Linked DNA regions of Homo sapiens: region 2 is linked to region 1. Evidence: chromatin loops called from intact Hi-C (ENCODE). Cell type or tissue: mammary epithelial cell. All regions are shown on one strand. Each heading gives the region's core, and the rest is flanking DNA. Links, peaks and the distances in the headings are about the cores only.

What was found. Peaks named below come from ENCODE experiments on the same cell type or tissue, not always from the same donor. Only the 100,000 strongest peaks of a DNase experiment are listed, where the experiment ranks them.
Region 2: a loop joins it to region 1, with 6 times the contacts of the local background. A loop is called at or near these places in 3 of 110 quality-filtered maps.

What each region holds. Positions count from the first base shown.
Region 1 is chr9:37,292,927-37,298,315 of GRCh38, reverse strand. All of the region lies in intron 2 of ZCCHC7 (zinc finger CCHC-type containing 7), which reads right to left. Among named protein-coding and RNA genes, the nearest start is that of LINC01627, 99 kb to the left of the region's middle. In mammary epithelial cell, for the core only: a CTCF peak has its summit at 2,334; no DNase peak of the experiment used is centred there; H3K27ac peaks cover 347 bases.
Region 2 is chr9:37,348,921-37,354,309 of GRCh38, reverse strand. ZCCHC7 (zinc finger CCHC-type containing 7) reads right to left here. Exons shown (of 9, transcript NM_032226.3): 7 at 4,858-4,953. Among named protein-coding and RNA genes, the nearest start is that of LINC01627, 43 kb to the left of the region's middle. In mammary epithelial cell, for the core only: no CTCF peak of the experiment used is centred there; a DNase peak (open chromatin) is centred at 3,329; H3K27ac peaks cover 1,846 bases.

The DNA of each region.
Region 1 (5,389 bases), core at 146-5,145:
GGGCCTGGTCAGAGGTGACTAGGTCATGGGGGTGACCCATAACCTACAGTCTATTTTTTTACACTTTGCCCCCATTTGTGGAACTATTCTGCTATCTTTATTACACATACAGACAATTACTGCATAGTAGTTATGAGAAACATCTTTATATGTGCATGGTGATCCAGGGCTATAAATTGCTTTAAACATCATTTAGTCTTCAAAGCAACCCTGTCCATTATGCTTACACTAATGTTCACTTTTTTATGTGTGTGCTTTCCAACATAGGGCAAAAAAGGGCGACTTGTATTTTGTTGGAGATGCAGTGGTAATTTAGCTATTTACTGATATCAGACTGCATTCACATTTCAAACGTTCTGGGGAAGAATATGGGCTGGATTTCTGAAAGATAGAAGCTAGTTCACCCCAAGCTTTAGTTATACTTAGTCTGCTTACATTTGGCTGTGTTAGAAGAGCTGAAGATCGTCATTCCTTTACTAAGAGAGTAGCTACAGATAATTACAGAGCTGGTTATCATGACCTTTAGGGACAATCTGACAGAAGGTAGTAGCTAGTAAAATGTATTTCCAAAGATCACCAAAGATTATTGAGACAGAGGGCTCAGTTCAGCATATCCAGTTGGTTATCTACACCGCAGGTGCCAGAGACTAAGAATCATTTCCTCAGCCTAATTTCCATATAGCTCCTTCTTATAAGGAAGCCATAGATGCCTTACATTTTCCAGATATCCTAATTTGTTACATCTAAAATTGTAAAACTCATTATTATATTTCACCAAAAGGTAGGTATGTATGATTCAGCATACAATGAACTAGAATTTAATATTCCACAAATCAATGGTGAATTTGCCACTAATGGTGATTTAAGAATGTAAATGCAACTTTCCTTAAAAAGTTTCCATTTAATAGTGTCAAGTTAATTTTCAATAAATATTTACTGAATCTCTCTCATGTAAAAGACATTTTTGGAGACAGAAAGATGTCTTAGACATGGTGCTTGCCCTCAAAGAATTTACCATATAGTAGAATAATATGTGCTATCTAATGCTACCTAAAAAGCATGACTGTGTTAAATAAATAACCATGATAATTGAATTTTTAACAATAGAAGGCTAATTTAATTAACAACAAGCTTTTAAAAAGGACAAAAAGTATATATTATTTGGGAAAATGAGCTATTTAAAAAGCAATACTGAATTCTGCCTATAACAAATTAATTTATGATGATTACATCACTAAAACAGTCTCCTATATGTAAGATAGCTTCTAAAACAAGTGTGGGCCAGATGCAGTGGCTGACTCCTGCAATTCCAATACTTTGGGAGGCCAAGGTGGGAGGACTGTTTGAGCCTAGCTTAGGTAACATAGTGAGACCTCATCTCTACGAAACACACACACACACACACACACACACACACACACACACACACACACAAACTAGCCAGGTATGGTGGTGCATGCCTATAGTCCCAGCTAATATGGAGGCTGAGGTGGGAGGAGGGCTTGAGCCCTGGAGGTTGAGGCTGCAGTAAGCCAACATGGTGCCACTGCCGCCACTGCGTGCCAGCAGCCTGGATGACAGCGCATGACAACCTTCGCGATAAATAAATAAAGTAAGTAAGTAAAACTAAGTGTGTAGGTCTGTTAGCAACTGTTCTATCCCCAAATAATCTGTGTGCCTATACATTATAGACTGTGAGCTCATGGTTAGAGATTCGGAAAAAAAAAAAAAGAAACAATAGCTGGTATATACCTGTAATCCTTAAGGAACCAAAACTTTGGACTTTCTCAATATCTATTCCTGTACTTGCATCATGAAACCAAAACTCTCCCTGATCTGAGATGGCATTCTTTCAATGCTCTAAAACATAGTGAAATGTTAAGGAAAAAAAAGAAAAAAGGAAAAGTAGAAAAGGTTGTAAATAACTCTCCCACCAGTTAACTTAAGTATTTGGGCAGTTATACCATAAAAGTAATAGCATAAAACTTATTGTCCACACCTTCTTTTTATACATCTTTTTTACATTTGTAATATTTTAAAACAAAAGGTCATGTCTGTAATGTGCTTTTCCAGTTCTGTACTTTTGTTCATGGCATTCCCTTGATCTCCAACACTGTCTACCTTTTGCCCAATTTTCCACCCAACCCAGTACAATTTTCATGATTGCAAACTTTGAATATCTTTTAAGGCTCAGCTCCTCAAAATCAATGTATTTAGGCTGGTGCAAAAGTAATTGTGGTTTATGCCTTTGAAAGTAATGGCAAAAACCACAACTACTTTTGCACCAACCTAAAGTAAATAGATAATATTCAGCAGTTTTCTCACTTGACCTCTAGGAGGCATTTACAATTCTCTTGGCTGATAGAACAAAATGCTTTCCTATCTCTTGTCCCCCTTTGTGGTTTCCTCTTCACTAGTTACTTGGTATACTCCATACTTTACCCATTTTCTTCTACAACTTTTCTCCCAGATTATGTCATATATGCCCATAGTGAGAACTACCAAATTTGCTTCTCTAGCCATGTCTTTTCTTGGATGTCTCACAGGTATTTCAAACTCATATTCACTAAAATGGAATTATTTTCTCTTCCTTAAAGATACAAAAACAAAACCCCTACTTTCCTTCCTTGTATGTCTTCTATCTCAATGACTTGCACCATAGTCTGTTTTCCAAACCAGAAAGCTCAACTCAGGTTCTCTCTCACTTTTCATATCAAATACTATAAATAGGGTATCCAAAATAGCCTCAATGCCACGATTTTAGCTCAGGACCACTTAATATCTTACCCAGATTATGAAATATCTTCTGACTATTTCTATTATCACACACTGCTTTTCATTCCACTGCTACTTAAGTAATTTCTAAAATATAAATGTGAATACATTCTGCCCTGAATGGTCCCTTGCTGCCTACAGGATACACATAAAATTCCTTTGTATACTATACAATGTGCCTTTCATGATTTGGCCTTTACTTTCATGATTTGGCCTTTACTTGTTTCTCTTGCTTCATTTTCCTGGTCCCAATGTTCCAGCTATGCCTAATAATTTCCCCAGTTTCCTGTTGTTCTCTGCAGCTATGCCTATACATTTATTCTGTGGAACACCTGAATTCACCCCCAATTCATCCACTTGGAATTGGGATATGGCCATCAAGTCCCTACTCACCTCCACTGAAGTCTTATCTGGTACCCCTTCAAAAGCAGTGATGATCACTCACAACTTTGTAATATCTGGACTTAACTGTGTAATTTCTATCTTTATATCTTCCAAACATCAAAGCATGATTGCTTAGTTACCATAGGTATTCATATTTACTGAATTAATTAATTAAATAACATTTCTATCTCCTTTGAATTCCCTCTAGTAGTAGAAGTAAATTCTCCTTCAGTCATAGTCTGAAAGCATCTTATCTATATTTTCAAGGATCCTGGGCACTTTTAAACTCTGTATTAAGGGCTATGTCAATAAATATTTTATTTCCCTCTCTATATCAAAGTGCTCTATGGACTGAGACCATATCTATTTTATCTATCCAGTTATCAGAATAACTTGAATACTATGAATAATATCAGAAAATAAAATTGAAAAGAAAAAGCAAAAAAGGAAACATTCATATGGACAACTGTATGAATAAGTACTGTTCTGAATTGGGGCACATAAGCCAGTAAATAATTTAATGAACTATCATTATATAATAAAAATTCAGTAAGACAGTTCTCTTTGTTTAGGGAAAAAACTTACAATTTCTGTAATAACCAGTTCTTAAGAATTAAAATGGACTTCAAAAAACAACCCTGCCATTACTGAAATAACACTGTGGTAGAAACAGAATCCACATGAAATAAGATAATTGCATGTTTATAGATAATCATGCTTGTACCTAACCAGTGTTTATGGATTAAAGACCACACAGACAAAGCTGCCAGATATTTATGTCATATCCTTTCCTGAGCCTAACTCCACTACACCAGATAAACCCCTTGGGATCTTTCTCACTTCTAATAAGCAACTGAAACAGCCACAGATGAAGTTACTATTCCCAACTTCATCAGCAGCATCTGTTTTCAACGGAAACTTTTGAAATACACACAATGCCACATTCAAATCCCCTGAGGGCTAAGCCACTTTATTCACTTACATTCTTCTGAAACTGCTCCCTTTTTCTGTCTTGGTTTTCTCAAATTTATACTTTTCAATTATAACATTGGTCACAAAACTGTTTTAGTCATTAAAATTTTTCACTGTATAAGTGGCAATAGTTTAAATAAAACACATTTTAATAGCAGAATTTGCAAGTAAAGCATCAAAATGTTCATCTTATTTTAAATCATATTAAATTTACCAGAAACAATTTTTTATTTTTAACATGTGTGTAAAAGAAATGGGGATTTCTTTTTTTAGAGGTAGAGGAGGAAGAAGAAAGAGGAAATAAATACAGGTGCTTAGCAGAGGGTCATATAGAGCTTTCGCTAAGTTATTAGTCATATTAAGGCCTTTGTCTATGGAGAGAGAGAGAGAAGGCCTCATCTCCCATTACCTCTGTCCCAAACGTTCAGTCAGTGAACCACCTGGCTTACAAAATATTTATTCAGAAATTTAAAATGACCCTCAAATCATACTAAGAAACAAGAAAGAAAGGGAAAATGTATCAACAGAAACAGTCAATATAACAAGATTATGGAAGTTGTTTTTTCTTCCTTTAAATATACTGACTATGGATGCCTGTTCCCCACCTCCAACTGTCCACAAAAGGCAAAAAGAAAATATACCATATGTATATTTACAATATCTGTAAAATGACAAGCATAAATAAAACCCATTTAAATCTAATCAAGAAGCTACTTTTAAAAAGGTTTCTAGGGAAGATTTAAAGGCTGTATAAAAGTTTCTATCTATCTGCTGATAGCTAGCAATCTGGAAGCTACATTCTTTCAGTTATCCTATTATTTCTTTTAACATTTCCTTGTCTACTTCCTGACTCCTTTTTTTCTCCAGTGTCTGGTTCTCTGCTTACTTGTTCCTTGGTGAAACAAATCCAGAACAATTTGCTTTTTTCCTATAATTTTTTTTAGGTCAGATTTGCTTCACATCTTCCTCCAGACCTTAGATCAAACATGTTCAGGCTCACACTTCAAACTGTTTACAGGATATATCACAAATGTTTATATTACATTCATTGCAAGCTATAACATATCCAAAGCACAACCTACCATTCCAACTCCACTTGAAATGGGCATAAATACCTTCTCCCCTATTGTTATGAGTGCCTCAAAACAGGTTTGTTTGCATCTTAACCTAATATTTCACTCCCATTGTCCAATCAGAATAGGTCTTAAAATTCCACATTATATTCCTTTAAAATGTCTTTCCAAGCCAGTACTTTGGT
Region 2 (5,389 bases), core at 330-5,329, 56 kb before region 1:
TTCTTCCTATCCCCAAAATGTGGGTATAAGTTCTAAGCCCTTTGATCTTTTTTTCTAGAGACAAATGGTTTGCAAGCTTATTTTAACTCAACATTCACTGCTTATAGGGGTAGTGATTCTTAACGGTGGGGGGTAGGTTGGTGGTAGGTTATGCCTAGTTTAAAATTGTTCCTAGGTAATTGTGAGACACCCCAAAAGAAGTTTCTCTTCTTGCTTCCGCCACCCAAGTTGAAATCCCTACTCTTACTCATTTTCCCAGGACAGCTTCCTACTCTCATGACTCTGGCCTCTACCCAGCTAGTATTTCCCAAATCCATAGGCTTTGGCCTGAACCACTCACCACATAGCAGGCTTTTGTTTATCATGATCTGTGACACAGATCCATTCAGCATGTTTGAAATCTTTTCTTTTGGAACTTTCCCCTTTCTGCCTCTGCCATCTTGCCTAAAAGTTACTTTAAAATGTTGTTTCTTAGCTAAGTAATGAAAAACAATTAGAATATATTTTAAAGAGTAGGTGAAAAATCCACATAAAATTAAGCCAAGTCTGAACTAGCCAAGCTAGCAGCCAAACATTTATGTACTTAATTTGTAGAATTAAAAAATTATAAATCATTCTAAACACACAATTTATAAAAAAATAATTAAAAACCTATATTCACCCTCATATAAAACCATAACATTTTACCTTAGTTGCCTGTTTTTCCCCCAAGAATAAAGTATTACTGATATAGCTGAAATCCTCCATGTAAGTCCTTCCCATTTTGCACTCATCTCCTTCCCTTTCCAGAAGTTACCACTGTCATCAAGTTGAAGTCGGCCATTCTCATGTGTTTTTATACTCTTACTGATGAATATTCCAATGAACAGTGATGTAAGTTTTAAGTTTCAGACTTCATAATTTTTATTTGTTTTTTGTAGAGGCAAGGTCTCACTATGTTACCAAGGCTGGTCTCAAACTGGCAGCCTCAAGTGGTCCTTCCAACTTGGCATCCCAAAGTGTTGAGATGACAGGCATGAGCCACAGTGCCTGGCCTTATTCATTTTCTTTAATGGTATTGGTTCAGTTGATTTGTTCTTCTTGAGTCAGTCTGGTTAATTTATACATATATTTTAGAGTTATTTGCCTTTTCAGATTTAACTTTATGAAGTAGTCTTATAATTTAAAAACATTTATATAGTATCTTAAGTTACTCACACTTTCCACTCATTGTTTATTAGTACCTTTTTTCTTTCAGTAGTTTTTCCAGAAGTTTCTCTTTTGTTTGAAAAAAAGAGTTTTCAAATAATCAGCTTTTGGTTTTGTTGATGCTGTTCACTTTTCTATTTCAATAAGTTCGGTTCTAATCTTTATCATTTCCATCCTTCTGCTATCTTTAGATTTATCTGTTGTGACTACCTGGATTATTTAGATTGTTTTTTTGTCGGGGGGAGGGTCCTAGAGGTTATATGGCAAACTTACATGGTAACATAAAGAAACGCTTTTGGCAGGGCATGGTGGCTCATGCCTGTAATCCCAACACTTTGGGAGGCCGAGGCAGGTGGATCACCTGAGGTCAGGAGTTCGAGAACAGATGGCCAACATGGTGAAACCCCAGCTCTACTAAAAATACAAAAAAAAAAAAAAATAGCCAGGTGTGGTGGCACATGCCTGTAATCCCAGCTACTTGGGAGGCTGAAGTAGGAATAGCTTGAACCTAGGAGGTGGAGGTTGCAGTGAGCCAAGACTGCGCCACTGCACTCCAGCCTGGGCAACAAGGGCGAAACTCTGTCTCAAAAAAAAAAAAAAAAAAAAAAAAGAGCAAATTGTGATTATGCAAAGGTAACAGAGGTCTTGATACACTCAACTAATACTCATTTCAGCAGAATCTTTAACTCTCCCAGCCCGTGCTCCCCCTTTCACACACTCCTGGAGTAATCTTTGTACAGTGACTACTGTTGTCCTTGCTTCCCCAGCTAGAGAGTGAGTGAAATTAGGGAAGGGCAATGTCATATTCACCTTAGATCTAGTCTTTCACATGAGGAATCCATTCAATAATAGTATCTGTAAGGCTGGATTTCTGACATTGAAAGGGAAGGGGTCCACAGACATCTTTAACCACCTGCATAGTTCCCTATTTGGGTCTTGTATGGTCTAGACTGATGTGACTACACAGAGCTATATAATACTACAAATGTTTTCCAAAGCTAAATGTAAATTATATTTTGATTATCCACATCGCTGGTCCCCTCCATTAGCACAGACAATTGATAGTTGGCTATATAATTTATCTACTATTCTGGATTAGCCACACCAATGATCTTCTTCATTAGTGTAAATAATCTAGAGTTCCTCATCTATGGCAGTCATGAGGCTGCCAAATTTGCTTTATTGTAAATTAAAAATTATCTACATCTAGATTTTAGGGATAAATTCCACATGCTTTTAATATATTTCCTATCTGCCTTAACAGAAGTGACTAGTAAGCATCCAACTATAATTGTTTTTCTTTAATTGAACAAACATAAATGCTAAAATTATACCCCTCTGCTTTACAGAGGTAAGCAAGCAAAAATTGTACATCTATGTGATTTGTGTGGTAATGGAAAGCTTATGTGAATATGTTCCCTAAAAGACGTTGACAACATCTGAATGTTTAGTAATGAGGAATGGACAGAGCAGTAAAAGATCTAGAGATGATAATTCTGTAAAAGAAGTCTTCTTGGCTGGGCATGGTAGCTCACTTCTGTAATCTCAACACTTCGGGAGGCCAAGGAGGGAGGATTGCTTGAGGCCAGGAGTTTGAGACCAGCCTGGGCATCATAGTGAGACCATGTCTCTACAAAAAATAAACAAAATTAGCTGGGCACAGTGGTGTGTGCCTGTAATCCCAGCTACTCGAGAGGCTGAGGTGGGAGGATCACTTGAGCCTGGGAGGTCAAAGCTGCAGTGAGCTGAGATAGTGCCCACTGCACTCTGTACCGTGTCTCAAAAAAAGTCTTCACTACTTGGTGCTGAGAGATTTCCTGTACAACTTCTCTGCTTTGGAGATAAAGAAATGGGACCAAAGAGAAAAAATGGGTTGTTTACATCACATGGTTGAGTCAGTAGCAGAGCAAAAACTGCAACTGAGGCTCAGAGCCTCATCCTGGCTTTCATAAGTTATGTCTCACCCCCACGGTTGCTGCTGCCCCAATATGGAAGATAAACTTTATCTGTTTATGGATTCTGTTCAGCACTTTTCTTCGTTGCCCTACAATGTAGGTCTCCAGCTCCCAAGATCTACACCAGTGATGTGTCATAGTTGGAATTCAAGTGGTAACCTGCAATACCACTCACCCCATCCTATTGCTCATACTTCTCAGTCTGAGGACTCCCAACACTGCATGCTTTCTGCCTCCTGACACCAGATCTGGTTTGATATTAGTTTATCTTGGTTTCTAGGCTACTAGAAGCCTACCTGGAGACTGGGAATAATACATTCTTTTTTAAGAATTTTCTACTTTCTGTGCCACTGCCTTTCCTCCACTGCCTCAAGATTCCCAGAAGTATGGGCTCTGAGCCTATTCTTATTACATCCTTTCTCTGAAATGAGCTGCTGCTGCTTCATACTTAATGTGGCATCTGCCTAGTGGCCTCATGCCCAGCTCTCAGCAAGAAGCTTCTTCTGCTTTGACACCTCAGCATCTAGAACACACACAGTTTGGCCTTTTCAGCTGGGGTTAGGGAATATGTTGGCTGGATAGGGAATCTGGGCATTTGTGGGGTAGGTGAGCAAGTCAATGATGCAGCATCTGTTTTTTCACCACTGAATGCCAGGGTTTACATGTATGTGATGTAGACTTAACTGAACATTGTACCAGGGAAAACGGGAGAACTAAGTAGAAAATCTAAAATTGGGCCGGGCGCAGTGGCTCACGCCTGTAACCCCAACACTTTTGGAGGCCGAGGCGGGTGGATCATCTGAGGCCAGCAGTTCGAGACCAGCCTGGCTAACATGGTGGAACCTCATTTCTACTAAAAAAATACAAAAAATTAGCTGGGCATGGTGGCATGCGCCTATAATCCCAGCCACTCGGGAGGCTGAGGCAGAAGAATTGCTTGAACCCAGGAGGTGGAAGTTGCAGTGAGCTGAGATCGTGTCATTGCACTCCAGCTTGGGCAACAAGAGTGAAACTCCGTCTCAAAAAAAAAACCAAAAAAAAAAAAAACAAACCCCAAAACACAACAAAAATCTAAAATCGGCCAGGTGTGGTAGCTCACGCCTGTAATCCCAGAACTTTGGGAGGCCAAGGCAGGTGGATCACCTGAGGTCAGGAGTTCAAGACCAGCCTGACCAATATGGTAAAACCCCATCTCTACTAACAATACAAAAATTAGCTGGGTGTGGTGGCAGGCGCCTGTAATCCCAGCTACTTGGGAGGCTGAGGCAGAAGAATCGCTTGAACCCGGGAGAAGGAGGTTGCAGTGAGCTGAGATCGCACCACTGCACTCCAGCCTGGGAAACAGAGCAAGACTCCGTCTCAAAAAAAAAAGAAAATCTAAAATCATGCTATGGCGGTGTCAAAGCAATTGTGTTTGTAAGAACTCATGAGAACTGCTATCATACTGTTGACTATTATATTTGTTTGATTTTATGAACTATATTAGTTTTATCCCAACCTGTTCATGTACATGTAACATAATTAGAGGAATATGCTCTGATAGCTTGTTACTCTAGCAGGGAGGGGAGGGGTAAACCAGTTGAAAATATATTAAGTCTTACTTTAATGTTTATTAAAAAGTAAGTATTTAGAGTTACATTCTTTTTGAGTTCATCTTTCAGAAAACACTCCCTGACAACAGAATGCTTCATGCCCAAATGTCACTCAAACTTACGTGTCCATAATGGCCTTTTTGCGCGCAGTGATAGCAATATGCTAAGGCTGATGGTCTTGAAGGGGTCTTCGGCTTTTTGGGTGGTCCAGGTTTGGTCTGCAACATGAATATTTGTGAGGGTTTGTTGATGTTAGAAGAAAATTAAAACCTCATTCTTTCCAAAAGAGCTTTATAGGTAAGGGATTCCTTAGAAGTTTCTTAGAGTTTTGTATGGAGACCTGTATTCAGGCGATTCCATATATTAAAGTATATAACATGGTAAGAACAATTCTTTTACTCTTAATGTCAATGTGTGCTTCCCTCTCCTTCTTCCCTCCTCATTCAATTTGGCATTGTGCCAAGTACTGTGTTCGGTATCCAACACAGTATAATGGGCCAGCAGAACATGAGAGGCATATACATAATTACAAAACAATGTCAATACAGTGACAGTAGTATGTACAAGGCATTAATGGAGTGGTGAGGGGGACTCCCCCACCAGCGGATGGGGTTAAAGAAGGGTCAGAGAAAGTTTCCCTGCAGGTGTAAAACT